Regions from separate parts of the Homo sapiens genome. Here all the other regions are linked to region 1. The links are chromatin loops, found by intact Hi-C in ENCODE. Cell type or tissue: chondrocyte. All regions are shown on one strand. Links, peaks and the distances in the headings refer to the core of each region. The heading gives the core; the rest is flanking DNA. Region 1 holds the start of NIBAN1 (niban apoptosis regulator 1). Region 2 overlaps NIBAN1 (niban apoptosis regulator 1). Region 3 overlaps TSEN15 (tRNA splicing endonuclease subunit 15). Region 4 overlaps NIBAN1 (niban apoptosis regulator 1).

Evidence for each region. Hi-C counts contacts between places; a loop is a spot of excess contacts. Peaks named below come from ENCODE experiments on the same cell type or tissue, not always from the same donor. Only the 100,000 strongest peaks of a DNase experiment are listed, where the experiment ranks them.
Region 2: it touches region 1 in a loop (4-fold over the local background); 106 of 110 quality-filtered maps call a loop at or near these places.
Region 3: a loop joins it to region 1, with 4 times the contacts of the local background. A loop is called at or near these places in 9 of 110 quality-filtered maps.
Region 4: it touches region 1 in a loop (2.7-fold over the local background); 18 of 110 quality-filtered maps call a loop at or near these places.

The regions. Positions count from the first base shown.
Region 1 is chr1:184,969,389-184,977,563 of GRCh38, reverse strand. It overlaps NIBAN1 (niban apoptosis regulator 1), which reads left to right and starts at 3,056. Exons shown (of 14, transcript NM_052966.4): 1 at 3,056-3,262. The coding sequence starts at 3,208. RefSeq lists a silencer at 3,272-3,591 and an enhancer at 3,702-3,871. In chondrocyte, for the core only: no CTCF peak of the experiment used is centred there; a DNase peak (open chromatin) is centred at 3,153.
Region 2 is chr1:184,801,548-184,809,732 of GRCh38, reverse strand. It overlaps NIBAN1 (niban apoptosis regulator 1), which reads left to right. Exons shown (of 14, transcript NM_052966.4): 10 at 1,498-1,659; 11 at 3,677-3,787; 12 at 6,041-6,148. Among named protein-coding and RNA genes, the nearest start is that of EDEM3, 51 kb to the right of the region's middle. In chondrocyte, for the core only: CTCF peaks have their summits at 3,781 and 3,980 (motif pointing left); a DNase peak (open chromatin) is centred at 3,979.
Region 3 is chr1:184,056,036-184,064,220 of GRCh38, reverse strand. All of the region lies in intron 3 of TSEN15 (tRNA splicing endonuclease subunit 15), which reads right to left. Among named protein-coding and RNA genes, the nearest start is that of TSEN15, 8.4 kb to the right of the region's middle. In chondrocyte, for the core only: a CTCF peak has its summit at 3,317; no DNase peak of the experiment used is centred there.
Region 4 is chr1:184,824,100-184,832,284 of GRCh38, reverse strand. NIBAN1 (niban apoptosis regulator 1) reads left to right here. Exons shown (of 14, transcript NM_052966.4): 6 at 323-438. The region is part of intron 1 of LOC107985238 (a long non-coding RNA gene); the gene reads right to left. Among named protein-coding and RNA genes, the nearest start is that of EDEM3, 73 kb to the right of the region's middle. RefSeq lists a silencer at 6,443-6,643. In chondrocyte, for the core only: no CTCF peak of the experiment used is centred there; no DNase peak of the experiment used is centred there.

The sequences.
Region 1 (8,175 bases), core at 922-5,921:
TTTGTTCTTGTTGCAACTGCTTTTCATGTCTTCATCATGAAATCTTTGCCAGTGCCTATGTCTAGAATGGTATTCCTAGATTTCTTCAAGAGTTTTTGTAGTTTTGGGTTTTACACTTAAGTCTTTAATCCATCTTGAGTTGATTTTTGTGTATGGTATAATATAAAGAATGGGTCCAGCCGGGCATGGTGGCTCACGCCTGTAATCCCAGCACTTTGAGAGGCCGAGGCGGGCGAATCATGAGGTCAAGAGATCGAGACCATCCTGGCCAAAATGGTGAAACCCCATCTCTATTAAAAATACAAAATTAGCTGGGTGTGGTGGCACACGCCTGTAGTCCCATCTACTCAGGAGGCTGAGGCAGGAGAATCCCTTGAACTCAAGAGGCAGAGGTTGCAGTGAGCCGAGGTAGCGGCACTGCACTCCAGCCTGGTGACAGAGCAAGACTCCGTCTAAAAAAAAAGAAAAAAGAAGGGGTCGAGTTTCAATCACCTGCATATGGCTAGCCAGTTATTCCAGCACCATTTATTGAATAGGGAGAGTCCTTTCCCCATTGCTTTTGTCAGCTTTGTTGAAGATCAGATGGTTGTAGGTGTGCACCTTTATTTCTGGTTTATTTCTCTATTCTGTTCCATTGGTCTATGTATCTGTTTTTGTCCAATATTTTTGGTATACTGTTTTTGTACCAGCATTATGCTGTTTTGGTGACTGTACCCTTCTAGTATAGTTTGAAGTCAGATCATGCCATGCCAACAGCTTTGTTCTTTTTGCTTAGGATTGCACTAGCTATTCAGGCTCTTTTTTAGTTTCATCTGAATTTTAGAATAGTTTTTTTCTAATTCTGTGAGGCATGTCTTTGGTAGTTTGATAGGAAGAGCTTTGAATCTGTACATTGCTCTGGGCAGTATGACCATTTTAACAATATTGATTCTTCTTATCTATGAGCATTGAATGTTTTTCCATTTGTTTGTGTGAATCCATCTTTGTACTCTGTTTCATCCGTGAATATTTACAAATGAGTGGATAAGGGTAGATGAGGATAATCAGTCCTTTCTCAGAGTATTCCTGAAGTAGAGGTGACAAGCTAAAACTACACTTCTGGCAGGAGATCCAAGCTAGTTTTCTTCAATAACAATAACAGTATTCTGAGGCACAGTTATAGCAATTTATATAGTCAAAGAAATTACTTCTCCAAGAAGATACACTTAATTCTAGGAGCCAACTAGAGTATTGAGAGAAGAGTTCAACACTAAATATTTTAAATCATTGAGTTGTTATCTGGAAATGCTTGAGATCACAGTTTTTGTTGAGTACAGATTTTTACATTTTATTTTTCATTCATTCACTTATTCAGTGGTTATCTACTGGACACCTACTACATGCTAGGTGCTCTTCTAGGCATTTGAAATACAGCAGAGGACAGAATAGACAAAAAAATCCCTGCCATAAGAGGAAAAATAATAATAAAAAAGGAAACAGAAATTTTGAGGGAAAAAGCCCCAAGAAACAACAATAACAACAAAGAAAATCCCTGATCTTATAGAGTTTACATCGCAGTGGGGGAAGATAGACAAAGAAATATGTGTTAGATGATACTAAGTGATATGAAACAGAAATAATGAAGAGCAAGTGGCAGAGAGAGGTGATGGCTGGTGTTCCTGGGTCAAGGAGAACCTCTCTGAATTACTAGCATTAAAGTGGAGGCTTGAATGAAATGACTGAGAGAGTAACCTATGTGAATATCTGAAGGAAGAGCATCCTACAGAAATGAAAAACAAGTGCAAAGGCCCTGAGCTTGATGTGTCTCAGAAAGAGTAAAAAAAAAGGCTAGTAGGGCTGGAACAGAGAGAACAAGGAGTGGTGGTAGAGAAGATCACAGAGGAAACTCCACCTAGGCCCTGATAGACGTCGTGGCTTTTCTCTGAAGAAGGTAGATCAGTTAGGCAGCTAGTGTAATGAATAAGGTGAGGAATGATATGGGATGTCAGTAGAGGGGATGAGAATTGGTTGGCTATTGGACATATTTAAAAGCTGAATTGACAGGATTTACTGACAGATTGGAATGTAGAGTGTGAGAGATTGGGTGTGAGTGTGATGAAATAATTGTGTTAAAGTGCAAGTTAGCTAATAGGGAAGGCGGGGGTGTGTGGGAAAGCCTTCAAAGTCCTCCTCAGGCCTGGTTCTAGTGTATACAGACCATTTGACCTTGAGGTTAAGTCAATAGGAGTCGCAAAATAACTGACTACTAAGAATAGGATGAAATCAGCGGTGACCCCTCTGCCCAAGTGGGTCTTGTTCCGAGAGGCTGCCAAGCTAAATAGTGGTTGTGGGAAAAGAACAAATATCTTTTCTAATGATTGATTTCCAGTTAAGGAGAGGAATGGAAAGTAAAGGGGTAAGGACAGACGTTCATCAAGTCTTAGGAAGTTTCAGGGCTGGGAGTATATTGCAGGACCAAGCCTTAGTTTTTCCCTGTCTTTCCATTTTTTTTTCTCTTTCCTTTTTTCCTCATTTCCCCACTCCCTCCTTGGTCCAGGTTCTCGCCTGCAGAAAGGTATAGTTTACCTCTAGTTCTCAAACTTCAGCGGGCATCAGAATTCCCTGGAGGGTTTGTGCAAACACAGATTGCTGGGCTCCACTCCCACAGATTCTAAGTGTGTGTGTGTCTGTGTGTGTGTAGAGGGGTGGTGGACGAAAGCGCTGAGATTTTGTATTTCTAACAGGCTCCCAGGTAATGCTTGGGAAGAACTGTTGCTTCTTGGACAGCAACACTTACAAGGCAACGTGATCTTGAGCTCCACCTCGAAGGATGTGAGCTGGGAAAGTTCCAGCTCACAGAGATTTAGTCACTTGAGAAATGGTCCACTTCCTCCAAGGTGTTTCTTGGATGCCCCAAAGGGATGAAAACAAGAAGTGACCGTGGGCGAGGAGGAGGAGCTGGCCGACCTCCTCGGTTGCCAGCCCGTCGGAGCTCACCAGCTAGGCGAGGGCGGGAAGACAGCCCCCGGGCCGGCCCACGGATCATCAGAAGGCGCGGACCTGGAGGAGGCGCCCCAGAAGGCGACGCCTCTTGCCTCCTGTCTCTCGCCTCTCGAAGGAAGTTTGCTCTTAATTTCAGAGCCGGGTTCGCCGTCGGATCAACCTCCAGGAGCTAGCAGCGGGCGCGGACCGGGCAGTTTCCGCGCTCAGCACAGGCAGCTCGCGGTCATGGGCGGCTCAGCCTCCAGCCAGCTGGACGAGGGCAAGTGCGCTTACATCCGAGGTACGCCCGCCCGCCCGGGGGCCTGGGGAGCACCCTGACCCGTGCACCAGGCTGGCTGCCGCGGTCGGGGCCCCAAGGGGCGCGCCCCGGGCCCTCTCCCTGTAGCGCGCGGGGATCCCCGACCGCAGCCCGCCCGCGCGAGTCGGGTTTCCTGCCCCAGCCGGCGCGCTCCGGCGCGGGTGTGGACCGGGGACCGGGAGGGCTTGGGAGCGAGGCAGGTGCAGGATGCGGGTGGGGACGCCGGCGCCTTCGCCGCTCCCGCCGCCTCGGGGTCAGTGCCGCCCCCGCCCGGCGCACTTCGCCCTCCAGTACCTGCCCTGGACTGAGTTCTGAGCGGTTTCTGAACTGGCCGCCAAGAGAGCAGCGGGGATATCCCGCGTTTCTAGAGATACCCCTGGGGATTCCCGGCAGCTAAAGCAGAATTTCCCTCTTAGTAATGTTGGCCTGGCTTTGGAAAGCGCGGCGTTGGCCGCAGCTTCGCTCGCACTTCATCCTAGCACTTGCAGGATGATTTCATCAGCGGCAAAAAGGACAATGTCATGCCGTTCCCTTCCCGCCCCGGAGAGGGGCGAAGCAAAAGAGGAACACTGGCGTGCTTTGTAACTGCCCGAAAGTTACAGATGGGGAGAAACTCATTTAGGGAGACCCTCAGAGATGTGGGGACTCAGTAGAGAGCGTGAGGCTGCAAAACAAACAAAACAAAACCCAAACCGAACTGAAACTGCAGGAAGTCCTGACTCGTTATCTCCTTTATTTCCTGGGCGTATTTGGCCTCCCCTCTTCTCACCCCCCACCCCAAACTTGCCTTCAACCGCTACCTAACATTTGGTTATCTTACCAATTTACTGTCTTTCCCCCGCCCCGCCGCCAGATCCCCCACCCTCGGCTTCAGAAATATCTTCCAGACTATGTATTAAACTCTAGGTTTATTTGGCCCTTGAATCCTTTCCTAAGAGGAAATCATTTATTTGGTGTTCTTATTCCACATTTGTTTTCAGTCACCACAACATTTAAGACCGTTTTAAAAAGATATCAAATCAGGGTACGTGAAGAGCAACGGAGCTGATTTTACAGATTCCTGCTCTGGTGCTTTTGGAGGTAAAAGATCCTCAACAACCTGTACTGTCAGGGGATAACACTTGGTCAAGTATCTCTTTGCTTTTGTTTGTTAAAGGGGAAAAGACGGATGATTTATTTATATTAGTAAAAGAGCTGAACTAAGCTTAAAAGAAATAAATGAAGCCTGCCTTAGTCTTAAAAATGTGGCTACATGCTTGTGTTACCAGTGTATAGGGACTGAAAGGGCAATCAACAGAACGTAGTGAGAAAGGGCTTGCATTTGAATGTTAGCAAAGTTGTGTTTAAGGCATTTATATAAGACTTTATTTCACTGGAAAGCTTAGGAGCACCTAATGTGGACGCATGGCCAAGTACACTAATCATTTGAAGTTAAGCAATGTGAAGGATTAACATGCTTAAAGAAGACTTCCTGGCCGTGCCATTTGTTGCTATTGATGCAAACATTGTACTCAGATAATAAGAAAATGCTATTAATTTCTTTATTCTGAAAGCTATTAAATTATTACATATACAAAAGTACGAGGGAGTTAGGGCAGATGAAGAACTTGTAATGCAAGTGTTTGAATGAGTAAACCTATAGCATATGGTGTGACAGTCATTACATTTCCCAGTCTTGTTCAGCTTTCTCTCTTCATTCTATATTCAGGAGGGCACTTGCAAGGTATGTGTAGTGGGAGAGGGAAGAGAAGAGTTAAAGTTAGAATACCTCCAGGGAAAAAGACTCATCACTTCATGTGAGAATGCTAGTCTTGCCAAAAGAGAAAAGAACCTTGGAAAAATGCATGGTGTTGTACATTGTTAGTGCATGAGCAAATGAGGGTCACAGGGCTGTGATTTCCTGATGGTTTTGAAGCCCAGGTTCCTGAGTAAAATCATAGCCCTATCTTTACCTCTTTGCCCATTTTTTAGCCTATAAATATTCTCAAGCTTTGATTCAATTGTAAGCAAAACGATTGGAAGTATGACAGTAAAGTTTAAATATACTTTTATGACCTGTTTCTCATAAAGTAGCCATCAGTGAAATATAGATTTGAAAGCTCCTGAAGCTGAGACAATAACTTTCTTTTAAGCTTGATAAACTTTGCTAACAAGGAGAGTAGCTAGTCAATATATTTTGAGTGACTTTTGTTAACTTTATTTTGTATGCATCATAAACCGCTGTATGCTACTGACGCTGAATCAGCCTTTACTTTAAGACAAATCATTTAACAGCTGCCATTCCTTGTGTGCCTCAAAACATCTGTGTCATATGGATGTTTTGAAAATACATTGTTTCTTAGGATTTAGTTAATCTTCAGGTAAAGATATATCATCTACGTTAAGGAGTTACTTCATTTCTAAAGATGTTAGTTTGGGAAATTACGGCAATGCTCATGTTTCTTACAACAGAATAAATTTTTAGGATTGTTTCTAGAAGCCTTTCAGTAGTGTCCCTTGATAAGATGTTTCTATTAATAAATAATACTGAGACCAACTTGTGATCACATGAGCTGTGTCATATGTTAGTCTTAAGTGATGCTTTTAGCACTGACCTAAAATGATCCTTTTTTTTTGAGACAGAGTCTCACTCTGTCACCAAGCTGGAGTGTAGTGGCACGATCTCGGATCACTGCAACCTCTGACTCCCTGGTCCAAGTGATTCTCCTGCCTCAGCCTCCCGAATAGCTAGGATTACAGCCACGCACCACCATGCCCAGCTAATTTTTGTATTTTTAGTAGAGACGGGGTTTCACCATGTGGGCCAGGATGGCTTCGATCTCCTGACCTTGTGATCTGCCTGCCTCGGCCTCCCAAAGTGCTGGGATTATAGGCATGAGATACCGTGCCCAGCCAATCTTTTTTTTAATGAGGAAGAAAGCTCATAGATTCCAGGCATCAGTGATCAGTTTGGGTGCTCTTCTCTCTTTATGCCATGTTTTCTTTTCTTTTCTTTTTTTAGTTTTCTGAGATAGGGTCTCACTCTGTTACGCAGGCTGAGTGCAGTGGTACAATCACTGTGAGCCTTGACCTCCCCTGGCTCAGGTGATCCTCCCACCTCAGCCTCCTGAGTAGCTGAAACTGCAGGTGTGTGCCACCACGCCCAGCTAATTGTATTTTTTGTAGAGATGGGATTTTGCCATGTTGCCCAGGCAGGTCTCAAACTTCTGGGCTCAAGCAGTCTTCCCGCCTTGGCCTCCCAAAGTGCTGGGATTACAGGCATGAGTCACCATGCCCGGCCTCTTTTTCTGTAAAGCTTTTGGTATGCATGAAATTAAACTATAGCTTAAAAAAAAACCCCAAAACAAAACCAAAAAACCCCCCACACTGTGTTTTCCTGTTTATGCAATAATTTTATTTCCTTCTAAAAATTACCCTTGAATTTTTAACGAATCAAAAAGAAAGCAAACCTGAAAGATCTCCCACATAAGAAGTCCTGTGGAGGGTCAGAAAAGTACTGGACAGTCAGTGCCGCAGCTGAAAACCATGGGATAAACAGATCCTAGTGGGCACTTGCAGGCCTGCCAGCAGCAAATACCAGTTAGGAAAACTGTTTTCCCCCACTGGATTTATTATTGCATAGTCAGTTACATAATATATAAAGGGCCCAGTGGCTTCCTCCAAAAGCTTCTCAATGATCTGATGCTTATAAAATAAGAAATGAGTTTCAGCTTTAAAATAGCACATATTTTTCTCAGGGAAGTTCCCTCTTATTTATACAAGGGTTAACTTAGGTGGCTAGATACAAAGTTTAAAGTGATGTGTCTAGAATGAAGTCTCCATGGGCAAGGTGGAGGATGGGGAGAGCTGTACACATCTGTAGTCTACTTAGTGTGGATGTGTCGTACTAGTCCACACATTTGCTTCTTCGGTCATAATTTGTTGGTGGGAGATGGGCATAAGAACTGGTCTGACTTAACCTGAATATTTTTGGTAGTGTGATCTTAGAGTCCAAGTTGGCTAGTAATGGCAATATACTATGATGAGAAAGTTAGGAAATGCATTATGGTAGACACCGTGGTATGTCAACCCAACATCTTTTTCCCACTCCTCCATTTTTTTTTTTTTTTTTTTTGAGACAGGGTCTCACTCTGTCACCCAGACTAGAGTGCAGTGGGACAGTCATGGCTCACTGCAGCCTCGACCTCCCTGGGCTCAAGCGATCCTCCCACCTCACCCTCCTTAGTAGCTGGGGGTACAGGCATGTGCCACCATGCCCAGGTAGTTTTTTTGTATTTTTTTGTAGAGACGGGGTTTCGCCATGTTTCCCAGGCTAATCTCAAACTCCTGAGCTCAAGTGAGCCACCTGCCTTGGCCTCCTAAAGTTCTGGGATTACAGGCATGAGCCTCTGTGCCCAGCCCCCATTCCTTTTTCTAACAGAACTCCAGTTTTGTTCAGGCATTAAAACTCCTGGCCAGGTTTGGTGGCTCACACCTGTAATCCCGGCACTTTGGGAGGCTGAAGCAGTAGGATTGCCTGAGCCCAGAAGTTTGAGACCAGCCTGGGCAACATGACAAGACCTTGTCTCTCTCTTTAAAAAAAAAAAAAAAAGAAAGAAACTCCTGATATTGCCCTCTGTTTCAGAGACACTAGCCCCATTTAAGGTCCCTGAAAGGTGGCTGCTGATTGGTCTGTACCTGTTGTGGTGGTGTGGTCTCCTTGCCAGTGATTATAGTAGGCATGGGATTATGTTGCCAGCTGGTCAGTGATGCTTGAGGGGAAGTTTGCCACCTGCTTCTAGGCGACTTTTCTTCCCTTTTAAAAAGGAGGCAAAGTGAAGGGCACTTCTTCTCCATCTTTTGACTTTGTTGCATCTGAATGTGATGCCTGCAACTGCTGTTTTTATCTTGATGAG
Region 2 (8,185 bases), core at 1,019-6,018, 170 kb after region 1:
GAATAAAGCATAATAAATTAATATTTTTATGTATACACATATATATGTATATATATATACACACACACATATATATGTGTATATATATATACACACACACATATATATGTGTATATATATATATACACACACATATACCCTGATGTATTTATTTCTATAGTATATTCTCCTAAGACAAGATAGCCAGGTTGAAAGTACATTTCTCATGTTAAAAAATGTTTCCATTGCATTTCAAAAAAAAGGATTTAAATTTTACATTTCCACTAATTGTGTATGATAAGGGCTTTCTCCCCCATACTGCTATCAGCTATAGGTGTTATCATTTGATTAAACTTTTGCCAATCTGATAGGAGCAAAGTGGGAACCCATTTTTCCTCTTCTGTCTGCTTAATTGATATTTTTTAAAAATAGACACATTCCATTTGGTGAGGAGCTGCAAGTTCCACAGCATGCTTTTGATCCTTACTTCACTTCAGTGGACCTCTCCATAACTCACTTCATAAAGGGAGCAGTATTTTCCCTTTAAAGCATAATGAGAGTGGGCCCTCTTAAAATTCCTGTTTAGAGAAATCTAGAAATCTAGATTATCTCTTCTGCGTGAGCTGAAAGTCGGACAGTGCATCTTATATTATTCATATGTAACCTGCCTCACTCCCCAGTTCTCTCTAGAGCCTCCATTTTCAGAACCTTTCTTTCTGCCTTCTTCTGCTCCACCCATTCCCCTGTTTATTTTAAACCTCCAGTATTTCCTTTAAAAAATGATTTTAAACTAAGCTTGGAAAACAGAATGCATTCTGTTGCAACAACATTTGTTGATAACACTTTAGGGCTTTAGCAGGTGAGGTATGATGCTGGAAGCCCAATGGCCTCATTGACTGAGTGCAAACTAGAGTAGGAGGGACCCCAGTTCTTCAAACTGGATACCTCTCCCAGTACAGGGCTCTGCCTATCCACTTCCCATCCACTAGCACCTAAAGCAACCTATAGCAGAGAGAAGCCCTGTGGGCCCTGGCAGATCCTCATAGAATTGTGAGGAACTCTGGCTTCCCTTCCAAAGTCCAGGAGTCCAGGGAGCATCCTGACCTCCCTGGCGTTTTTTGAGAGGAGTGTCACTCACTAAAGAAGATTTTGGAAGCCTGGGGGCCCAGCAGCAACCACGTATCAGAGCCTACCTGTCTGGTTCTTGAGCTCTGGAAGTGGGAGATTAGAGTCCATCAACAGCTTACAAAGACTGGAGTCCCCGTGGGTGCACCGCTGGGTCTTCCTCTCATCCAGTTGGTGTTTCTGCTGGTTTCTGTCCTAGCATTACAGCTACCCTAGGAACCCACTGCAGGAGGAAAATAAGACAGTTGAAGGTGTCACAGATGTAGGGATCCAAGTAGTGATTCACTTTAACAACTTGCATTTGATTGCTTAGAATGTATGTAATATGCAATATATATGCAATACCGCTCCTCATTCTGAGGGTGTTTAATGTTTCCCTTCACCAAAATGCAGCATCTAGACCGGCTTATGAATCTTCCGCTGCATTCCGTGAAGATGGAACCTTGTTATACTAAAGTCAACCTGCTTCACGAGCGCCTGCAGGATCTCAAGAGCCGCTTCAGATTCCCCCACATTGATCTGGTGGTTCAGAGGACACAGAACTACATGCAGGAGGTGGGTGTGGCAGGGGCATCCGTGGTGGATGAGGGTAAAGAGAGAGCAGAGAAATGGGTGCTGGCCAGTGAGACCAGCTGCTAGTGTAGCTCAGGGAAATACGTCGCGTCTCTTTAGCCATCATGTTGCGGGAGGACACGTTCTGTCCCTCCACTGGCTTCATCTTCCATCCATGTGGATGAACATCATAGACAAGACATAGCTCAGAAAAATAAAGTAGCATTAATTGATAACTACTTGATTTGTCAAATCAGTGCTGTAACCTTGGCTACACATTGGAATCACCTGGGGGAAATACTGATGTCCAGGCTGGCGTGCAGTGGCATGATCTTGGCTCACTGCATGCAACCTTTGCCTCCCGGGTTCAAGTGATTGTCTTGCCTCAACTTCCTGAGTAGCTGGGACTACAGGCATGTGCCACCATGTCTGGCTAATTTTTGTATTTTTAGTAGAGATGGGGTTTTTACTGTGTTGGCCAGGCTGGTCTCAAACTCTTGACCTCAAGTGAACTGCCCACCTCGGCCTCCCAAAGTGCTGGGATTACAGGCATAAGCCACCACACCCAGCCTATATGGCTACTTTTTGATAGAACTTCCCTACCCTGATTCCTACTGTTTCTAATATGCAGCCAGGATTGAGAGCCACTGGCTTAAATTAATTCCCTAACGTAATTAAGAGTAAACCAATCAATCAATCACAGCTTCATATTTGAATTTCTTGAGTCTACTTGACAGGTTTCTTTTTTTTTTTTTTCATAAGGAACCTTTTCCCCAGTAACAGGAATGAATAGCACAAACTCCTTCCGTATTATAGTGTTTCCTAAATGAATAAGGGGTACGGTCACCAAAGCTCTAAAGGACACCATGCCATTTCACACAGATATTCTGAGGAGAGATTACTGTGGGCCGGACACTGTACCAGATCCCACTTCAGGGAGCTTGAGTGAGACAAATTCTTAGATAAATTCACTACAATGTTGAAGGTATGATAAAGGTATATATTGTGGCCAGGCACAGTGGCTCACGCCTGTAATCCCAGCATTTTGGGAGACCGAGGCGGGTGGATCACTTGAAGTCAGGAGTTTAAGACCAGCCTGGCCAACATGGTGAAACCCCATCTCTACTAAAAATACAAAAAAATTAGCTGGGCATGGTGGTGCACACCTGTAGTCCCAGCTACTTGGAGGCTGAAGCACGAGACTCGCTTGAACCCTGGAGGCAGAGGTTGCAGTGAACCAAGAGTGTGCCACTGCACTACTCCAGCCTGGATGACAAAGTGAAACCGTGTCTCAAAAAAAAAAAAAAAAAAAAAGGTATATATTGGATGCTTTGGGACCACGGGCTTGGGGAAGAAAGGAGAACTTTTTTTTTCATAAAGGTTATGGGCAGGATTAAGTGATACATTTTAGCTAACTAACCCTTGAGTTGTGAGGGATGAAAGAGGAACGAGGAACAAAATTGGGCAACAGTTTAGCAGAAGTCTCTTTCGTAATACTGGACCCTGGTGACGGGAACACAGGCAAAGGTGCAGAGAATAAGATACCTGAACTACTTCTGCTTTCTGACCCATGAACATGTCAGCCACTGTCCCCACCCATCCCTGACCCTGCCTCTCTTCCCAGCCCTGCAGAGAGAGGGAGAGATAAGCTGTGGAGCGGTTTACATCTACTTAAAGTGGAGGTGCCACCAAAAACTAGTTGAAGAAGGCTCCAGCCTCATCCCTTAATCAGTGGCTGCAGGTATCAAAGAATAGGAGTGCCCACGGGAGATGACAGAATGCTTGCTCAGTCCCATGGCCTTGGGTTTTCCAACTTCTTCCTGCTCCCACTGTGACCACGTGACCATTTGTTTCACAGCCCTGGTGATGGGGTGATGTTGCCTTGGGTACCCCCACCGAATAGCAGCCGAGGGGACTCATCTCTGATGGCCCCTACTCTGCAGTCCCACTTAGCCAGGCCTGTGGGTGGTGATCCCAGCCCCTGACTGTTGTCTGTTTCTGTGTCGCTTCTGGTTTCTAGCTAATGGAGAATGCAGTGTTCACTTTTGAGCAGTTGCTTTCCCCACATCTCCAAGGAGAGGCCTCCAAAACTGCAGTTGCCATTGAGAAGGTTAAACTCCGAGTCTTAAAGGTAAAACCGTTCTCTTGTTTGTGGGAAGCATAAAAAGAGAACGTGACCCCTGTTTCTTTTGTAAAGTGGAAAATACCAAGTTCTCTCCTTGGCTCTAATCTTTCCCCACTCCTTTCTCTCCCAAGTCCAGTGACTGTCAGTCCGCTGCAGTTTCTCCAGTGTGACTTCCATGCCTCTTCTGCCATCTAGCGGCCACTGCTGGTCCTCAGCATCATTACCCACAGCTACAGGCCCCGCGTCCCAGCCTTCATAGAGATCCAACTCGACAAACACGTATTAGCTGTCCACTATAAGCACTGCATGGGATGTAAAAGTAGGCAAGGCACAGCCTCTTTCTTCAAAGAGGTTACAATATAGTAAAATCCATTAAACTGGCGAATAATTTATTGATTTTGAAAAATCAGAACCTCATGGCAAAGGAAATACTCCAAAGAAAAGAAATCTACCATATGAAATTGTTTTAAATGTACTTCAGAGTGTTTATTAAAATAGTTTTAATAATAGGAGCTTTCACATATATGTTATATTTTAAAGCCTCTTACCTGATCCCCACAAGAACTTGTGCATTAACTAGAATATTCCCCCATTGTACAGATGAGGAACTGATTCTGTAAAAGCTAATGTGACTTAATTAAGCTCAACAGGCTGATCAATGGTGAGCTTAAGGATAAACGATCATACACCTAGTCCACTAATTTTTTTTACTGCCTTCTAGTTCCCCTAAACATTGCCTTGGAACAGAAGATCAAAGTCCCACAGAGCCTAGGGGTGGTCTCTGAATTTCAGACTTGATCTTGATGCCTCACAGGCAAGAGGAAACTCTAGCAACTAAATCATTGATATTAAAAACAATATTGGGGCCGGGCACAGTGGCTCACGCCTGTAATCCCAGCACTTTGGGAGGCCGAGGCGGGCAGATCACGAGGTCAGGAGATCGAGACCATCCTGGCTAACACGGTGAAACCCCGTCTCTACTAAAAATACAAAAAACTAGCCGGGTGTGGTGGTGGGCACCTGTAGTCCTAGCTACTCGGGAGGCTGAGACAGGAGAATGGCGTGAACCTGGGAGGTGGAGCTTGCAGTGAGCGGAGATTGTGCCACTATACTCCAGCTCTGGGTGGCAGAGTGAGACTCTATCTCAAAAAACAAAAAACAAAAAAACAAAAAAAAAAACACCAATATTGCTCATGATAACACACATAATGATGAAATTGCAATGCAACTAAAAAAAAAAAGATAGTGTCAGTGTCAAATGCTTTAGCGTACAGAAAGAAAGGAAGAAAAAATGTAGAAAGGTGTTGAAATATTAGGACCTCAGGTTTCAAAGAGATTTTGAGTGCCTTTAGTTCAACTTCATATTCAGTGTTCAGCAGGTTCCCTCAAGGGGTGGTCCCACTAGTGCTCCGACACCTGCACTGGCAGGATACTTTCTACCTCTCAGGATAGCCCATTTTAGTTCTTGACAGCAAGAACATGCTTTCTCATGTTAGGCCAAAGTTCTCACCACTGGTTATTCCAGTTCTACCCCCTTCATTCATAACCTTCTTCCACGTGGCAGCCTTTGGTTGTTTGAATAGAGTTATAACTTGCCCTAACTTATTATCTCCAGTATAAACACCTTCATCTCTTTAACTATTCTTCACTTGGCCTGACCATTCTTCTCGCTGCCTATGACTATACTCTTATTTATCTGTGATCCCCTTGAAGTGAGATCCACAATTAAATCCTGGTCTCCATGTTGGGATGTCCAATGCAGAACAGACAGAATCGTCATCTTTCTTGTTCTGGATACTGAACTTCTTTGGTTAACATGTCACAGTGTTAATGGAGCCACTAGCCAGGCCTTCTCTTCCCTTGTTCAAATCATTACAACCCACTGACCCTGGTTTGAAGATGTGGAGTAATAGATGATCATGGTTTCCATGGACCTACCTGGGACAGGAGTAATAAAATACAAACTCACCCCCCAGTTCTATCCCCAACTTCTTTATAATGCAGAACTCACCATTCTGTTTTGATCTTGCCTCAGTTTCCATACCTGTAAAAGGTAAGAGTGAGATGGGTCATTATCAGTTATAACCTGTGCCTGCAGTGTGAGGGAATTACATGGAAAGATCTCTGAGGCCTTGGAAATACAAGAGTTCTCAGACATTAGGAGGAAAAGAGAGGTGAAGTGGGTGGCTGAGTTTTTTGAGTAAACATAAGTCAACAGATTGTAATGTTACTATTTAACATATGTTTCTTTATTGACAGCAATATGATTATGACAGCAGCACCATCCGAAAGAAGATATTTCAAGAGGCACTAGTTCAAATCACACTTCCCACTGTGCAGAAGGCACTGGCGTCCACATGCAAACCAGTAAGGGGATGAGTTACCCTAAAGAGCTTGCTCTTCTTACCTCTGAAGTTCAAACAAGTTCTTTTGTGATGTGTACTGGCAAACAGCAGACTAGACCAGGGAGGGATTGGCAGACATTTTTGTAAATGGTCAGATAGTAAATATTTTAAGCTTCATGGACTGCACTATTTCTGTTGCAACTATTCAGCTCTGCTGTTGTAGCACACAAACAGCCATTGACTATATATAAACAGACTTTATTTGCAAAAACAAGATGCTAGCCAGATATGCTGACCCCTGGACTAGACAAAATCTCAAAGGGCAGTGATCTGAATTTGAGCCAAACTAGGGGTTGACATAGAATACCTAAGGATACCAGGTGTTTCTCATTATAGTATGACTCATAGGTCCAACGTGTCCTCTGAAACTTGACCACTGTATCCAAAAAAGATATTAGCTAACATAATTACAGGATATTTGTTCTGTTAAATCCAGCAATGTTGTTTAATGAAATCAATGAAACCACTTAAAACCTCTACAAACATTGAGCATCCAGTGAGAACCATGATTGCGAGGGTGTGACTTCATCTGTAGAGCAGAGCAATGGGCCAGCAGAGACTGAAAACAGCTCTGGGAGGAGGTATTATTTATATCCTCATGGTACAAATGAGGAAACCTGAGTGGTTAAGCCACTGAGCCGAGGCCACAGACCTGGTGACCACCAGAGTGTGAACCCAGTTCTTGCTTACCTAAAACATGATAGGCACTCAGAAAATGGTATCAAGTACTACTACCACTATTATTATTACTACTTCTACATTTCAAAAATAATCTATTAACCTGAAGCAAGGCCTGCTCCGTTTTGGAGCAAATGATAAAGAGGTTTTTGGAATTTAAAAAAGGGCTTTTTGGCAGCTCGGAGAGTCTCCAAGCACTGGAACGTTAAAATCCTTTGCATAAGTTATTTTACTGCAACATGTCATTGGTCATTTTTATAGTCTGTAAGTGCTGTTTTCCTTCACATCCTCATAGCGTATTAGATATATTTGGCATTTATTTGTGGGGCATATTTCTTTCATAGGAAAGGATTTGATTAAGCCAAGGGATTGACCTTTGGCCTTACATGGCAGAACAGTTCAGCAGCCAAATGATGATGGTGTCCACTGCTAGGTGGGTTTGCACACAGATGTTCTGCTTAGGATTTTTTTTTTCAATCACAAAGGCAGTTTGGGGGCCTCAGATCCACCTTCTCTCAGGAGAAAGGTAAGGAGAGTTCTCCTTCTCATCGGCTCCCCTCTTTCCAAGCATCAACATAGTGTGCTGTGCCCAATCTGTAAGAGGCTCTTGTAATTTTTTAATCAGGAGGCATTGATTTCAAAAGAGCCTGTGACCCAGAGGTTTTGGTAATGGAGGATATTATATCAGCATCAAGAGCTTTTTAAAAATCTGGATTTGCAGAATAGATGAATGAGGGGATTATCTGCTTCCTAGAAGGAGTCTTTATTTTGCTAAAGTGCATTTCCCTTGGTTCTATAAGTAGCAGCTTCCTAGATCTGTGGTACTCAGCCTCAGCCCAAGCTGTGTATTAGAATTGTCTGGGGAACTGTGAAAAAAATGATTCTGACTCCCCAACACCTACCTTCAGAGATACCAAATTAATTGGCCCAGGGAAGTAAACCTATGGCCCTGTTCAATCAATTCAATATAAAACACCTGTTTTGTAAAGTTGGTCACTTCATGACAGTATATATGTCCATAGAAAGTACTCCTTCCCACAGAATTATTTAGCTGGTTGAAAATTTAAAGGTCTACTGTTTATTGAGTCAGCAAATATGTATTAGATTTGTATCACATGTGATCCAGGCATTGTGCCAGCCCAGCATCCCTGAAGTCCTGGAGTTCACAGTAGAGAGCAGGAGACAGGCAAACAGGATGCCATGTGAGGAACACAGCAGTTGCCTCATGGGGAAGAGTTCCAAGGAAAGTGCCAAACTCTGCTTATACAGCCAGGAAGGACTTCCAGAGTCATGCTTTCACCCAGTCCTGAGGGATGAATGC
Region 3 (8,185 bases), core at 1,019-6,018, 910 kb after region 1:
TTTATCCCACCAGTCAAAGTTAGGTCTCCTCCCTCTGTGGTCTTCCTCAGTACCCTGTACATATCTGTCATTACGTTTATCACACTAGATGTAAATGACTGTCCATCTCAGCTCCAGACTGTTAGCATCTTGTAGGCAAAGTCCATAATATTTTGCACCCGATGAGCCCAGGCAGCCAATAAATAAATAAGCAACTTAGAAAATACTGGAATAATTTGTAATTTACCTTTTTATTCTATCCTAAAACCAAATTTTGCCTCTAGGTAGTATATAATTATGTTTGTATTAATTATATTTAAATAAAAAGTAAAATCAAATACATTTATAACATTTTTAGTGATGGGTAAGAACAATAAATAAATTTTTAATTTTCCCTACACATCTCGGGGTTTTAAAATATTAGGTTTTTTCTTCTCCCCATGAAAACACAAAGGCAATGGATTTAAAAATAAATAATTCGTCCATTTATATTATCTGGGTTACTGCTGTGATAATACAAACAGCTAATAAAATGTTCTTTAATCATGTCCTTTAAAAAAGAAAAATTACTATTGGCAGTCTTTAAAAGCTATATTGGGAAAAATTAATTCTGACAAAGAAAAAATAACTAAAATTCATCGGATTCAATGTATGAGGAAAAGAGAGTACATTCTTTTGAAAACAACATTGAGGGAAATAGGATATGATATGCATTAATAAGCTAAGCATCAGATTAAGCAAATCACCACAGGCTAGGAATCCTAACTTTGGCTCTGACATTCATTTCTAATGTGCACAGAATTATTTTCACTTCTCTTAAGGCATAAATTCCTTTAATTGTACAATACTCTTGCCAAAATAATTTTATTCAAACCAACTTTTAAAAGCTCTTAGACTTTTAGCTTCATGGTAGCTAAGCTTGCAAAGGAGCAATTTGGTATATGGAATGTTTACATCTTTTTTCTAAACTTCCCAAGTAATATGCAGATGCCAAGAAGAACTTTTGAAATATTTTTGTCTCAGATAAGATGGCTGAGTGTATTCAATTTAGAAAGGTTACCAACTGCCACGAAACAATAACAACAAAAGAAATGCCACTATTTGAGGTCCTAGGGGAACAAAATGGTGATGGGAGAGGCTCCATTCTCCCATCCACTATTCTTCTCTGACACTGAGAAGAAAGAACCATTTACAATTTAGTCAGGTTTGAAAGGATGAATGATTCACGTATTACTAAGGAAGGAACTACAATCCTTTGGGGAAAGAAAAGGAGATTAATAGTTTCAGAAAGCTGTATCTTAACTGTGCCTGGATTTTATAATTGTATAAGACATTTCACTTCGCTCAGCTTTTTTTTAATTTACATATAACCACAGATGAGTTTAAAATATGTCAACTAAGGTTTTCCCACCTCTTGTATCTTACTGAAGAAACAAAATTTACATTAGAATTGGGAGGTGACATTGGGTCTATGAGGGGGAAAAAAAAACAAACAAAAAAAACCCTACCAGTAGTTAAAGACTAGAAAACCATTTTGTTCCCTTATAATTTGAGTCCCTGTATAAGTCACTTAAGATATTTTCCCATTTGCAACTACCTGTAGTACTACTACTATTACAGAAAATTGTAATACTATTATCCTAATTTCAGTATAGTATACTTTTACCATTTAGGGTACTCAATAAATACCAATGGACCCAAGGTGGTCCAAAGTGAAGCTAATCAGGCTATCTGAACATAAATTTGACTTCATTTGCAATCTTAGCACTGAAAAAGATAGGTCACTAGTTTTAGTTAGTATTCCTCTTGTTGTCTCATCTTTAAATCCATCAGATCTCTTTCATCTCTGTGTATCTATGAATATGATTTTATACCATTGCTTTGTCTGAGCAAACTGTACCTCTACAGTCATTTACCAAAGTTGCTTCATGTATTCCTTAGATTCAATTTAGCAAAGAAACAATCTAGAGTACTGTCCATATGGATACCATGCAAATATACAACTTAATATGGCATTATAATGCAAACTAAAAATTATTTTACATTAGCTTTAGGAAGTATTTTTAGATGAGAGAAACAAGAAACACTAGCAATTAATTACTTCATACTCCATCAGCAAAATTTTCCCACTAGATAATCAGAAATGGGCACTTTATCAATTTTATTCCCCCATTACAGATCAGGAAATAACATTAAATCAATATTTTCATAAGGACTATTACACACAAGACCTTCTGAAACTTGAAAAATATGACAAAGTGTTTTAACTGTGATCACATATCATATATAACTGCTTTACAGAAAATGCTAAACACAAAACGTACTTGTGCTCAAAGTAATGCATTCACTCACAGTCATTCAAATACACATTCACCCTGTAATGGAATCTGTCGACACTCTTGCCAGAAAGTATGTAAACAAAACCACCAGGTCTAAAGCCTGGGAAAGTAAGTGGGAAGCAGACACTAAAAACTGTTCAGGCATTCTTAGAATAGCACACAGATATAACATTAAACACTCCTTAGAACAATTACTTTTTAAGGAGGCAGAAAATACATATACACCATAAAATAAATAATAAACCATATAAATATACATGCCACTCTGCCACATAACAGTCAAGTGGTGACTGAAACAGTGGGACTATTTGTCATCACTAGGGAAATACTTTATAACTAAGTTGTAGTTAACTATGTAAATGACAGAGTTTGGTTCAGTTTTACAAACAACAGATTATAAAATTTGTCTCCTTCAATAAAAGAGACAGTTATCAGGCCTTATGTGCTATATGCTCTTTGTAAATAATAAGAAATTGTAGCTCCAGCAAACTGCCAACTCCTCTGGCTCTACAGCTGTGTATGCTACCCAACTCTCCTACTAATAAAAATGTTATTTAAGGTTTTTTGAGGACTACAAAGCATTTTTTAAAGCACTATATTCAAGCAGCTAAGACGCACAGTCTAAAATGGTGATTTACAACTGGTATGCTGAGGTTGGTTGTATAGTATGTGGCAAGTAATTTGTTTCTAACAATAGAGTAGTAAAGTTGGCAGGGTATTTTTAAATATAAAACTAATATTCCTGATAATATTATCAGTCTCACCAGTGATATTCCAACATTCTTTCTTGAGTGAGAGTCAAAAGACAAATTAGCACTAAGAGGTCCTGGGAACAATATATGGGCCAAAGCCCATTATTACTATAAAAGAAAGAATAATGGCTATTTTGGGGGGGAAGAAAGATTATGATTGGGATGGGGCACATTGAAAAGTTTGTGGGGTGCCTAGAAAAGTTCTATTTCTTGACTTAGTTATAATTACAAGAGTTCTAGACGTTTGCCTTATAACTCATTAATTTATACATTGGTATTGTGTGGTTTTCCGTATCTAGTTTCATTTACAATAAAATCTTTTTAAAAACCAATAAAGCAAGAGAAACTCTAATAGCTGTGAGGCTAACTGAGACCGTGGTACAGCTCACTTAATCTTTTATTATCTTTTGGAAAAAGTGGGGGTACAAATGAAAATATACTTTTAACCTCAGCTTTTTGTATGTAAAGTTAGGATAAAACAAACACCCCGTATACCACTAGGGATTTTGGTGCTGATTTAATGAAAGTCTACTTGTAAAAATATTTTGAAATACTTTGAAATTCTGTAACATTCTCTGCAAATGCAAAGTATTCTTAAAACCACATAGAATAAACAATAGTCTCACTTCCTTGCTTAAAGCCCTTCAATGACACCACCCATTTAGCAGTAATTTTCATAGTGTTCTTTGTGGAAACCTAAGACTCCACAGACATGCTTCAGGGGCAGGGCATCATGTACAGATATGCAGATTGTGCTTTGCACAACGGTGCCTGGCACAAGTGGATCTAAAATCTGGCCTTCATTGTTCGCCAAGCCTTGAACCTTAGTGAAGAGACATTTTCCTTTGCATGTCGAGAGGGAGCTCCTTTTCCTAAACTGTTCAGAGACTCTCTAAGTGCTAGCTGTAGTTCTGTTCAAAAGTTCCCCATTAAACAGTACCTTATTTCTGTCAAAAAATAAAAACAAACTGTCTGCAAGTCTTCTTCAAAGTTAAGACAACACAAACACATTTTATATTTGTAATTCCTTCATTTACAAACATATTTGAGCATTTGAGTTCCTCTTCTGTGAGTTGCCTGTTCATATTCTTTGCCCATGTTTCCCATTGGGATTTTTTTTCTGAAATCACAGAAGCTAATTCTAAATTAACCTGTCAGTTATGCACATGTTATAAATCTTCTCCCAGTCTGTGAAAACTTACACATTGCAAGTGCAAGTGTAAACTGGTAATAATCCTTTTGAAAACAATTTAGCAATAACCAGTAGAGATGAAGGGATAGGCCAGGCCTAGTGGCTCACACCTGTAATGCCAGAATTTTGGGAGGCCAAGGCGGGCAGATAACTTGAGGTCAGGAGTTCGAGACCAGCCTAGCCAATAAGGCAAAAACCTGTCTCTACTAAAACACAAAAAATTAGTTGGGCATGGTAGTGCATGCCTGTAATCCCAGCTACTTAGAACGCTGAAGCAGGAGAATCACTTGAACCCGGGAGGCGGAGACTGCAGTGTGCCGAGATTGTGCCACTGCACTCCAGCCTGAGTGACAGAGCCAGAATCCATCTCAAAAAAAAAGAAGGTATAAAGGTATACATGTCCCAGCTATTCTTAGGAAAACTCTCATACATGAGTACAAGGAGGTACTCACAAGGCTATTCATTAGAATACCATTAGTAATAGCAAAAAAGTAAAAACAATGATGGCCTTCATAATCTAAATAAACTTTCCCATCTAATTTTCCATCCTTTCCCTCTTTTCTCTGAAATTTTATTCATTCATTCATTCATTCATTTGCTGCCTTAAGGAATATTACTAGACACCTACTCTGACTAGACACCATGCTAGGTAGGCAATCATGCTTAATTACTTGCAGTTACCCTACTAAACCATGGTCTCTTACTGGCTAAAGAGACTTTTCCTGTCCTTCCTCTGGGTTTTGACATAATTTTGTACATATCCCTGTTAAACTACTTATCAGTACTCCATAATACTTGTTATTCAATTATCTAGCTACAAAATAAGTGAAGGCAGTCCCAAATCACACATTCAATTAAATATCTGAACAAAGGGCAATTCTGTTTTTTAAAATTCCATCCAACAATTACCAAAAAAAAAAAAAAAAGTATTTTCTAAGCGAATATTCAGTGCTAGAATACTACTTTCATGAGGATGTCATGAAAGTATTTGTTATCATGGTATCCCCAGCACCTAGATCATTGCCTGACACATAAGAGTCACTCAATAAATAATTGTTAAGACCAAAAAGCCCAAGCAATATTATCTGACAAATAATAATATTTAAAAGTGAAAACAGAATCGTTAATTTATGTAGATGTTTTATCACTGAATAAGTAAAAGCTGTTTTCCCTCTTAAATAAAAAGTATTTTTTCTTTCATGGTGAGTTGCCCTCACATCTTCCCACCAAATACTTTTAGGACATGTCCCAATGAATTTCTTTGCTATACAAGGTTATCAGAGACTCAACATCAATCATTTTCTTCTCTGTGTTACTAACACAGAAAAATTCCCACATTAACTATGAAAGGCTGGAATTGCAGCATTACTGTTAGATATATAACATTTTATATTATAAAATACACTAAAAGTAAAAATAGATAAAAGTATGCCTACTACCTAAAAGACTGCCCTGTTAAAGACTGAATAATGAAATCACACATACACACATATACACCCACACATTTCCATTTGTTAAAAAGTTATTTGCATAGTTTGAGTTGAGAAAATGTTATGCACTAAAAGGCATATAAATCTAGTATGTATCAGGCCTCATTTGTGCTACATTCTATATTAGTATTCTACTGTATAATATAGTTAAGAATATTTATATAAAAACAAGACATAAAGATTTAAGCTCTCTCAGTTATTAAATGCAACAGCATCAAAATGGCTTACCAAGTTATCATTCCAACTAATTCTACTTGAAGAAGAAAACAAGCTTTAGCCATTCAAGCTAGAAAAGCATTAATTACCACCTGGAAAATACTAGAAATTAACAATGGAAACAAATTTGTACTTCTAGACTTATGAAATGATTTTGATTAAAATAGGCTATTGCTTTCATTAATTTTATTTTTTAGGAATAAATGCAGGTTAATTTCAAATAGTAGCTCCTTGTCCAAACAAATAATATAACATTAATACTAGCTAGGACAATATTTGTTACAGTAATTAAAAGACAGAAGTAATGAGTTCTGAGGAATGAATTAAGACTCTTGGATATAGGATGGCTTGGAAATCATGCTAGTAAAAACCGGAAAGTACTAGCGATTAAATCTGATGTCAATGCTAACAACTATTTGTAATTCTCAAACACAGAGAAAACAGTAAGGAGCTTCTCAAAGAAGCATATGAATAGACTGACATATTAAAAAACAATTCTCATTATGAATAATAAATACAAAAAATACTTCATAGAAATCTGCAAATTTAGTTTAATATGGCTTTATGAAATATGCACAATGAAAATAACCAGTTACAGCAGCTTTAATTTAGAAGGGATCTTGCATGTACTGGTAATCTAAATCCCTCAACAACAAAATAAGACGAGGAAACTGAAACCCAGAGAAATTAGGTGTGTTGCTAAACATCAAACAAAATGTTAAGTGTCAGTCCCAAGACTAGAACCCAGGTCTTAAGACTTTATAGTCTGGGGCTCTTTCTACTAGACTGCTATGTATTCAGTCATAGTCAGCTAGAAAAAATGTTAAGTATTCATCAACGGTATTCATGCTGGAATTTAAGAGGCTCTGCTCTTTTCCCTACTTATATGCCACCCAAATAGAGCTGTGTTTTCATTTGTTCATTCTTCCCATACCCCACTCTCAGAGGTTTACAGCACCCCTTTACATGCTCAATATTACTCTCCTCCACTATCCTCTTGAATCCATCCTTCCTCATCTCTCAAGAATCTTGCTCCATCAATAATTGTCATCTCTTTTCTATTTTCAGACTTTCTGTAGGACAGCTCACGTGGCAGCTGGCTTCCTTTATAGTAAGCAAGAGAGAGTGCCCAAGATAGAAGCCACAGTCTTTTGTAACCTAATCTTAGAAGTTACATTCCTATCATTTTTGCCAAATTTTATTCATTAGAAAGAAGTCACTGAGTCCAGGTCACACTCAAGGGAAGAGAGTTACATAAGGGAGTGAATACCAGAATTAGGAGAAGCCATCTTAGAAGCTGCCTGCTACAGCTTCTAAAGAAGAAATGCATAAGGGAGGCTTGCTAACCAGATACCAAGACTTCTTACCAAGCAAGCGATTAAGAGATATGGTATTGGCAAAAGGACAGATAAACTGGCTAATGGAATATAATAGAGAACCCAGAAACAAATTAATGCATGTTTGGAACTTTGGAAAGTAGCAGAAGTGATATGTCAGATAGTGAGGAAAGGAGGGACTATTCAGTAAATGGAGGTAGAAAAAGTGGTTATCCACATGACAATGGTATCCCTAACCGCCTCTCACACCATTAAAAACAAGAACAATAGAACTCTTAGTGAAAATATAAGTATTTTTTAGACCGTTAGATAGAAAATATTTCTTAAACTAGACACAAAGACGTTGATTATAAAAGATGGATAAATATGATTATATTCAAATTAAGAACTGTTACTCATTGAAAGACATCTTAAGACAGTGAAAGACAGACTTAAAAACTGGAAAACACAATAAAAAAACTATTAGGTCAAGAATATATAAAGAATTCATACAAGTCAATGAGAAAACTAAAAACAACCCAACAGGCAAAAGATATGAACAGATATTTCTTATAAATAATACATATATAAAGAAATATTCAGTATTATGAGTAATAAGGGAAATGTAAATTAAGACCAAAATAAGAATAATCCATTCCATTGGCAAAAATTTAAAAGTCTGACAATACTAAATGTGAGAGACAATACAGCTCCAAAGGATCTTATTTACACTGCAGGTGAAAAGTAAATTGAGGCAACCACTTTGAAAATAGTTTGAAATTATCTCCTAAAGTTAAACATTAGCAACACTCCATCATCGAGGGAGTGGATGTAAAAATGGTGGTATAATCACACAATGGAATGTTATGTGGCAGCTCAAAAAATGCACAAGAATGGATGA
Region 4 (8,185 bases), core at 2,668-7,667, 150 kb after region 1:
TGGTAGCGTAAAGGCGCTGGGTGCCTGTGGGTGGATAGGGGAGCATGTATAAGAGAGGGTAAAGGAGACGGGCCTCCTTCTAGTCCTAACCACTATGCTCAGTAACTGATAGAATTCATCAGCTAGGACGATGAACAAGTAGTGTGATGTACACCTGCAAATTAACTTTGAATTCAGTACTTGCTTAACTTTCTCTGTGTCTTATAATCCCATGCCTTGTCATTTTCAGATAATGCTAGGTCTCTGAGCCATTACACTTGAAGAGCTATGGGGAAATCTAGAGTGTTTTATCTTGCTGAATGCCCTTTCTTCTTTTCTTTAGATTACATGAAGCAGATGACATTTGAAGCCCAAGCCTTTTTAGAAGCTGTGCAATTCTTCCGACAGGAGAAGGGTCACTATGGTTCCTGGGAAATGATCACTGGGGATGAAATCCAGGTAATATGGGGTTCAAAATTTTGGATTCTCTCTGTGTTTGGGTATTTGGGTGATACGAAGTCAGGGTCATTTTATTAAACAATCAAACAGAAAAGTTGCAAGTATGGAAGATGTGGTTCCAAAGACCATCTCTCTCATGTCTGCAAGCATTGGTCAGGAAACTACTGGGCACCTACTACAAAGACCACCAGACTGGGCATGAAATAGGGCAGCCAAAAACATGACAACTACAGTGGAAAGAGCTGCCTCCACTGTTTTCTATGAAAAGAATTACTCTTTCAAATGACCTCGTGCTTCCAGACTAGAATCAAGTGTGAGTACCGAGGAATAGTGCGAAGTGCATGACAGGGCTTTAGCTAGGGTCCGCAAACTTGGACTTCAGTCATGCCAACTTATTTAACCTCTTTTAGTCTTAGATTACTCCTCTGGAAAAAATAAGAATAATAATGTTTACCTTGCATCATCGTGACAAGTGAAGTGCAGTTGGGGAAGTATTTGGTACGCAGCTGTCTTTATTGAATTATATGTAAATGAAGTAATGAAAAAAACAAATTCAAAAAGCATTAGACAGTTTTCTATATATTTAATTTATCTTTTCTAGTTTTCTGTGCCCTGTGGTACATTATAATTCCTCATGATCCTGACTAGATGCCAATCATGGCCTAAGCACTTCAGTGGGCTTGGTCCCAGGGACAGTATTATAAATCTAAGGAAACTGCTTTGTGATGTGACCCCAGCCTCCATGATGACACCAGTCACATGGCTGCTTCACCCAAGAAGAGGAGGCTGGGTACGGGCATATTTACATAAAGTAACACGGTATTTAAGAATGCTATTTTTTTTTTTTTGAGAGGAGTCTCGCTCTGTGGCCCAGGCTGGAGTACAGTGGCGCAATCTCAGCTCACTGCAACCTCCGCCTCCTTAGTTCAAGCGATTCTTCTGCCTCAGCCTCCCGAGTAGCTGGGACTACAGATGCATGCCACCACTCCTGCTAACTTTTGTATTTTTAGTAGAGATGGGGTTTCACCATGTTGGCCAGGCTAGTCTCAAACTCCTGACCTCGTGATTCCCCCTGCCTCGGGCTCCCAAAGTGCTGGGATTATAGGCATGAGCCACCACGCCTGGCCCCACTATTTTTTTTTTCCACATCTCCTAGGGTACCTCTTTTGGGAGCTAGTGAAATTCATTATTAGAGAACAATATTTGGAGGATGCTGAATGGTGCCTTGCCTCTGTGTGGTCATTAAACAGCTAATGCTGAAAACTCATGAGGGAGCTCTTCTTTATTGTTTCACCATATGAAAACATGTGTTTACCATCAGAATCTTCTCTTTCTCTCTCTCTCTTTTTTTTTCTGTCTGGTAGATTCTAAACTCATCTATTTCCCAACCTGAGACTTGCTTCTTTCAGAATTTTAAACAAGTCTTGGTTTCTGATATTTTGGGGAAGCACAGCCATTCATAAGTGTGAGAGAACTAAATAGTTATGTACTTATGCCATTAAGAAAAACAAAAGTGTCAGAAGGGGAGGCTGAAGCACTTGACACTGGCTGGCCTGCCATGTAAGCCAACATAGTTAATAGATAGATGAGTAGTCAAATGCTTTTGTGTGATACTTGACAATGTTCGAAACCTAATGGTGTTTGTCTTGCCAATCTTATGAGATGGGTAAGGCAGTTATTGTTATTTCAATTTTGTAAATGAGAAAACTGAGGGAAGCATATAACAGCTAAGTGACTTGCCTAGTCTCATTCATTCAACTACTATTTACTGAGCACTGACTCTATGCCGGGCAATGTGCTGGGGGCTAGTGACCCAGAGATGGACAAGACAGAATGGTCCTGGCCCTGTGGAGCTGATAGTTTCAGAGTTACATGCTAAGTGGACAAATGCAAAGGCAATGATGGCTTCTGATCCTGGCCGAGTGAAAGACCAACACCAACCATGGGAATATACTAAGTTACACATTTATTTTTTAATAGCTCCTTGAGTTCAGCTATGCCACTTGCTTCACTTTTTTCTTTCACTTGGAAACTAATGTGAACTTACATTCCTCCATGATGCCATTGAAAATAGATATTTAGGCCAGGCGCAGTGGCTCACGCTTGTAATCTTAGCACTTTGGGAGGCCAAGGCGGGCAGATCACAAGACCAGGAGTTCGAGACCAGCCTGGCCAACACAGTGAAACCCTGTCTCTACTAAAAATAGAAAAAAATTAGCTGGGCATGGTGGCGGTCCTGTAATCCCAGCTGCTTGGGAGGCTGAGGCAAGGAGAATTGCTTAAACCTGGGAGGCGGAGGTTGCAGTGAGCCAAGATCATGCCACCCTACTCCAGCCCAGGTGACAGTATGAAACTCCATCTCAAAAAAAAAAAAAAAAAAAAGAATATATGTATTTAATAAATCCTTTCTGGGAGTTGAGTTTGAGTTTGTTTTGGCTTCAGGCTGATTATGTGCTAAGTGGTGTAAGTTGGAAGAGAGAGAAATGACTCGTCCCTTGCCATCATGGTGAGGCGAGACACACATAGAAAACATGCAGAAGACAAGGCACATATGTGTGTGGGGTATATGTATATGGGTCTCTATATAGATGGAGATTGTAAAGCATTTGTGCAAGTGGTCATAGTAAGCTCCTAGTTTTGCAGGATAAAAAACATTTTAAGTGGGAAAGCAAAACAAAACAAAAAAAGCAGAAAAGAGATCAGAAATCACTGGAGGTATCAAGTGTCCCACTAAGAAGTTTCACAGGGGCTGGGTGTGGTGGCTCATACCTGTAATCTTAGCACTTTGGAAGGCCAAGTTGGGAGGACTGCTTGAATCCGGGAGTTCGAGATTAGCCTGGGCAACATAGCAAGACCCTATCTCTTCAAAAAGTTTTGTACAAATTAGCTGGGAACAGTGGTATGTGCAGGTAGTCCCAGCTATTTGGGAAACCAAGACAGTAGGATCATTTGAGCCCATGAGGTCAAGGATGCAGTGAGCTGTGATTGTGCCACTACACTGGGCAACAGAGAGACCCTGTCTCAAAAAAAAAAAAAATGGTTTTGCTTCTCTCAGAATTTAAGTGTTTTGGTAAAATAACAGACTAATAAAATGTGAATGCTGGAGGGGCATTTCAGGATTATTTGTCCAGCACCCTACAGGTAAGAGAAAGAACATTCAGAGCAGTTGGCTGAAGTCAGAAAACTAGTCTGTTACAGAAATGCATTTTAAACCGGCTTGGAGAAGCTGGTAAAAGGAAATGGCCTCTAAAGCTTACTGTGTGAGGCCAGGTAAGGATTATAGTTCCCCTCAGACTCTAAGACATGGTGCATAACAGTAAAGCAGTGTCTACCCTAAGACTCATAGAAAAAAGAGGCCAGGGGCCCGGAGAAGCTACCAAGTGGTTAAAGAAAATGGCATAGCATAACTGAGTTTGAGAAAATGACATCTTTTGTTTAAAGTGCTGGGTTTATTTGCATTTTTTCTTCCTGTCTGCTAAGACCTTAATCTTAACCCTGTCCTGAACCCCTCTACCCTAGGGGCCTGCATTCAGACTTCCAGCCTTGCTCCATTACCTTCATAGTAATGACTCACACAGCAAGAATGGAAGGCCCTCATAGCGATGGTTATTTTAGGCAAGTGCTCAGGCAAAGCAACTATCTCAGAATAACTTGCCTGGCAGACTGTTAAGGTGAAAATATTTGTATGCCAGTAAAAACATCAACATATTTTCTACTTGTCAATATAAATATATCAAATGAGATCATGAGGGAAAGGGCTTTGCAACTGTAAAGTATCTCTAGCTATGTGATATATTTATTATTTGCTTTTAAAATACCAAGATGGGCTAGAGAACAGCTCATAATTCCCACAGAACAGTTTCAAGACGGAAAAAAAAAAAAAAAACAAAAAACAAAACTACCCGCATTTTTAGGCCTTGTCCACGTGCTCCAGAGTTGTCTTTTGCTGAAAGATCTTAAGTGTGACTCCTTTTGACTGGATTTTTTCACCCACGGCCACTCAGTAATGCAAGGGGCCTGGACCAGCAGCCTGGTGAGACTGCGGGGCCTGCTTCAGGAAGGAGGGTGGTCTCTCTGGACCCCACACCTTCCTGACAGCTCAGCATCTGAAAGGAAGCACTGTGGTGTGGCCTTCAAGGGGCGATCCCGGGTTTGTTGGTTTTGATCAACCTAGTGACATGCTTAGTTTCTTGTAGGAGTGATAGAATTTTTAAATCTCCAAGTCCTAGCAGTTAAGTATACAAAACACTGCCCTTGCCAACACCCCCCATTAAAAAAAAAAAAAACTGAAGTATTTTTAGGTCACTTATGTTAAAATTCAGTGGATACTGTTCTGAGGGGAAGAGGCTAGGGAATTCCTTCATTATTACAATTTATTTATTAGATTAGCTACTTTCTCTAGAAAAGCCCAAGACCTTAAGACTCTGCTTGTGGAAGGCAGACCATGGTAGGGAATGCCAGAGTGGGCTCTGGGGAGGTGACAGGCAGCACTCGATCAGGGCAGGGTGGGGCTGAAAGTCGGAGGATGAGGATGGTGGTTGGGATGCGATGCACTTGAGCTTCAGCACCCACAGGCTCTGCTGCCCTGTGGCTATTCCCTGAGCCCCACTCCCCCACTGTATTAGTCCGTTTTCATGCTGCTGATAAAGACATAACCGAGACTGGGTAATTTATAAAGAAAAAGGGTTTTAATGGACTCTCAGTTCCATGTTACTGGTGAGGCCTCACAATCATGGAGGAAGGTGAAAGGCGCATCTTACATGGCAGCAGACAAGAGAGAATGAGAGCCAAATGAAAGGGGAAACCCCTTATAAAATCATCAGATCTGGTGAGACTTATTCACTACCACTAGAACAGTATGGGGGAAACAGCCCCTAGGATTCAATTATCTCCCACCAGGTCCCCCACACAACACATGGGAATTATAGGAGCTACAATTCAAGATGAGATTTAGGTGGGGACACAGCCAAACCATATCACCCCCCCGCCACTCGTAACCCACTCCCACCCTCTCTTTTTCCTCGCAGACATATTTCCTTTAATTCCCTAAGTTGTAACATAGAGCCAAATTTCTTGGAACATTGTGTGGGAAAGACTAAACAAAACTATAAGCCCACCCAAATGGAACATTATTTTTCTTTGGCCTTTATATATAGCATTTTCATATTTTCAAACCCATTTCACACTTATGCTAAAATTCTGACCAGTCTCTGCAAAAGGATGAATTGGGACAATTCTTATGACCCTTGAGTTTCATAATGTCAACCCACTGATTTTAAATTCTGGCATTGGTCTCTCTTCCTCTTGGCTCACTCTTCCCATACCACACTTTCGGCAGATGTGTTCCAAACAAGAACTTATCCCATTGAGCAGGGTGGGCTGGTGGATTATTAATTACCCACTGAATCTATTAGGTTGGTGCAAAAGTAATTGCGGTTCTTGCCATTACTTTCAATAATTGTTGGACCTGCTAATTTCCATGGAGTTTTGTGCATGTTAGGTTACTCTTAAACACCACAGAAAATGGTGATTCATCTCTTGACTGCCCCCAGAGAAGGCTGAAGAAAGGTCAAAAACATCCCCACCAGTGAATTACCAGGGCTAGTGGAAACTCTGTCCCCATCATAACTTTTGTCACGCCAGGCAGATCCACTTGGCAGATGACAGGAGCCCCACTTGCTGCCCAGAGCTAAGCACCTTCTCTGCCAGCAACCCACAGGCACAGTGGGACTGGATAGCTCGTCCACCTCCACCCTGAGAGTGTTTCTATTTGCTTCAGTGAAAGCGTTACACCTTGCTGCGACAGAGCCCTGATTAAAGGCAAGATCAAATGAGCTCACGGGCATTTCCACTAGTGACCAGTGACCTCAGAGCAAATCTTCCTTAATTCCCAAAGCATAATTTGAATTTTTATGAGAAGTGAAAGGAGGAGGTCAGTTATTTTGGACAAATATTATTTCAAACTCATAGAACAGATGTTTCAAGTGATTCCCTACTTTTCTGCCTGCTTCCCTTCCTAAAACTGTGCTTCCCCTTTTGTAAATCTTAGTGTGCAGCCTATGATTGCAAGCTGAGCTGTGGGCCTTGAAAGACTCGTGGTGAAAGTGAATCTGAACAGCAAAGCTGCTGCAATTCAGGAGCAGGGGTAAAGAAGGAAGGGCCAGTAGCATGAGTGGATGTGTAGAATACTGCTCAGATTCACAAGAAATAGTTTAATTGAGCCAAGCAAAATTTTAGGAGTGATGTGGGAACACATTTTTTAAAAACACTTGAAAAATTTAGACACTCCCTCCCATATTCTTTTTTTATTTTTTCCTTTTTCTTTGTTTCAGTCCCATTAATTATCTCATACCCTCCCATAAATGTTCCAAATATTTGTTTGTTCCAAAATATTGGTTATTGCCTTCTTTTTCCTTTTTCAAACTGTATCCAGTCTTATTAAAGATGCTTTTTGTAAGCAATCATCGTATATTAGACAGGCCATGAGCAGACAATTGCTAACAGTATACAACAACTTCCAAACTCTCTTCTTCAATGAACCAAAATCAGACAGCTGTATAAAACCCAGTGAAATCTTCATTTGCTTAGACTCTCGATTGCAGTGAGGGTTGACATTTCACATGTAGCATGTTGTTTAACAACTTTTCATGAGCCAATCTTGACTTTCAGGAAATGAAATGAAAATGGCAGAATCATCAGTCTGGAGATCCACAATCTAAAAAAGGAACTGCTGTTGTTTTGAGAGCTGCCCTCTCAATAGGGGTCACTGGAAGGTCCAGATGGCCACCTGACTGCTAATTAATTTTAGGTGTCAGGTCCCAACAGGTCTCTGGGTTTAAGGAAGTTGAGACCATACTAAAGGCAGAGAGGGAGAAGAAGAAATAATGAATTTTAGTTTTCCCACACCATAAGGTGTTTGTGCCAAGGTAGCTATGTGTGTCAATGCCAGGAATCCCCCTCCTGGGAGCCAAGAGGAAGTTTCTCAAAACTGGAAGAAAAGGTGTTTCCCCACATTAATCCAGCTTCGGAGACATTCTATTAGTGACATATGCCCCTTCCCCCCGAAAAAATGAAATGTTCTGTGTAATAATAACATAGCTTTAAGAAAAGTAAGACAACATTCTACATTTTTATAAAACTCCATTTAAAAAAAAATAGTATTTCCAATTGTATGGTTACCAGAAGTACACAGTTATCAAAAACGCACACACTTCCCCTGGCATCTCCAGCATCGTCAGCTTTCTGTGCCTGGTCTGTTCTGGCATCTCCATTTTCTGCAGGATTATTTCCCTCTTTGCCAGTGCCAGCCTTTCCCTTTTTTCCTTCTGCGTACCTTCTCTTCCTTCTTAGCAGGGGCCTTTTGGGGCTTGGGTTCTGGCTGTGGAGAAGCAGGTCAAGCAGACAACCTTGCTGATCTTCTCTGTGGTTTATCCTTCAATGTGGCTGTATCTCTTGGAGCATCCCCTCAGACTTTCTCCAGTGCTGGATGAAGGCACTGCATGGTGGGATGCAGTGGTACCTGGGCTCTGGTCGGTCTAGACGTCATTCTCACTTCTTCACACTGCTCCTCCCTTCGTTTACTAAACATTAAAGAGGATGACAATGGGGCTTGGGGGACAGTGGGGACGAAGAGCATGGAGATACTTTGATACCTTGATCATGAAGGGCTTAGGAGGAATGATAGTCCCAGGGGACACAGACTAAGATGCAAGCCACCAAAACCAAGCCTTGCAATTCCTTCACAATT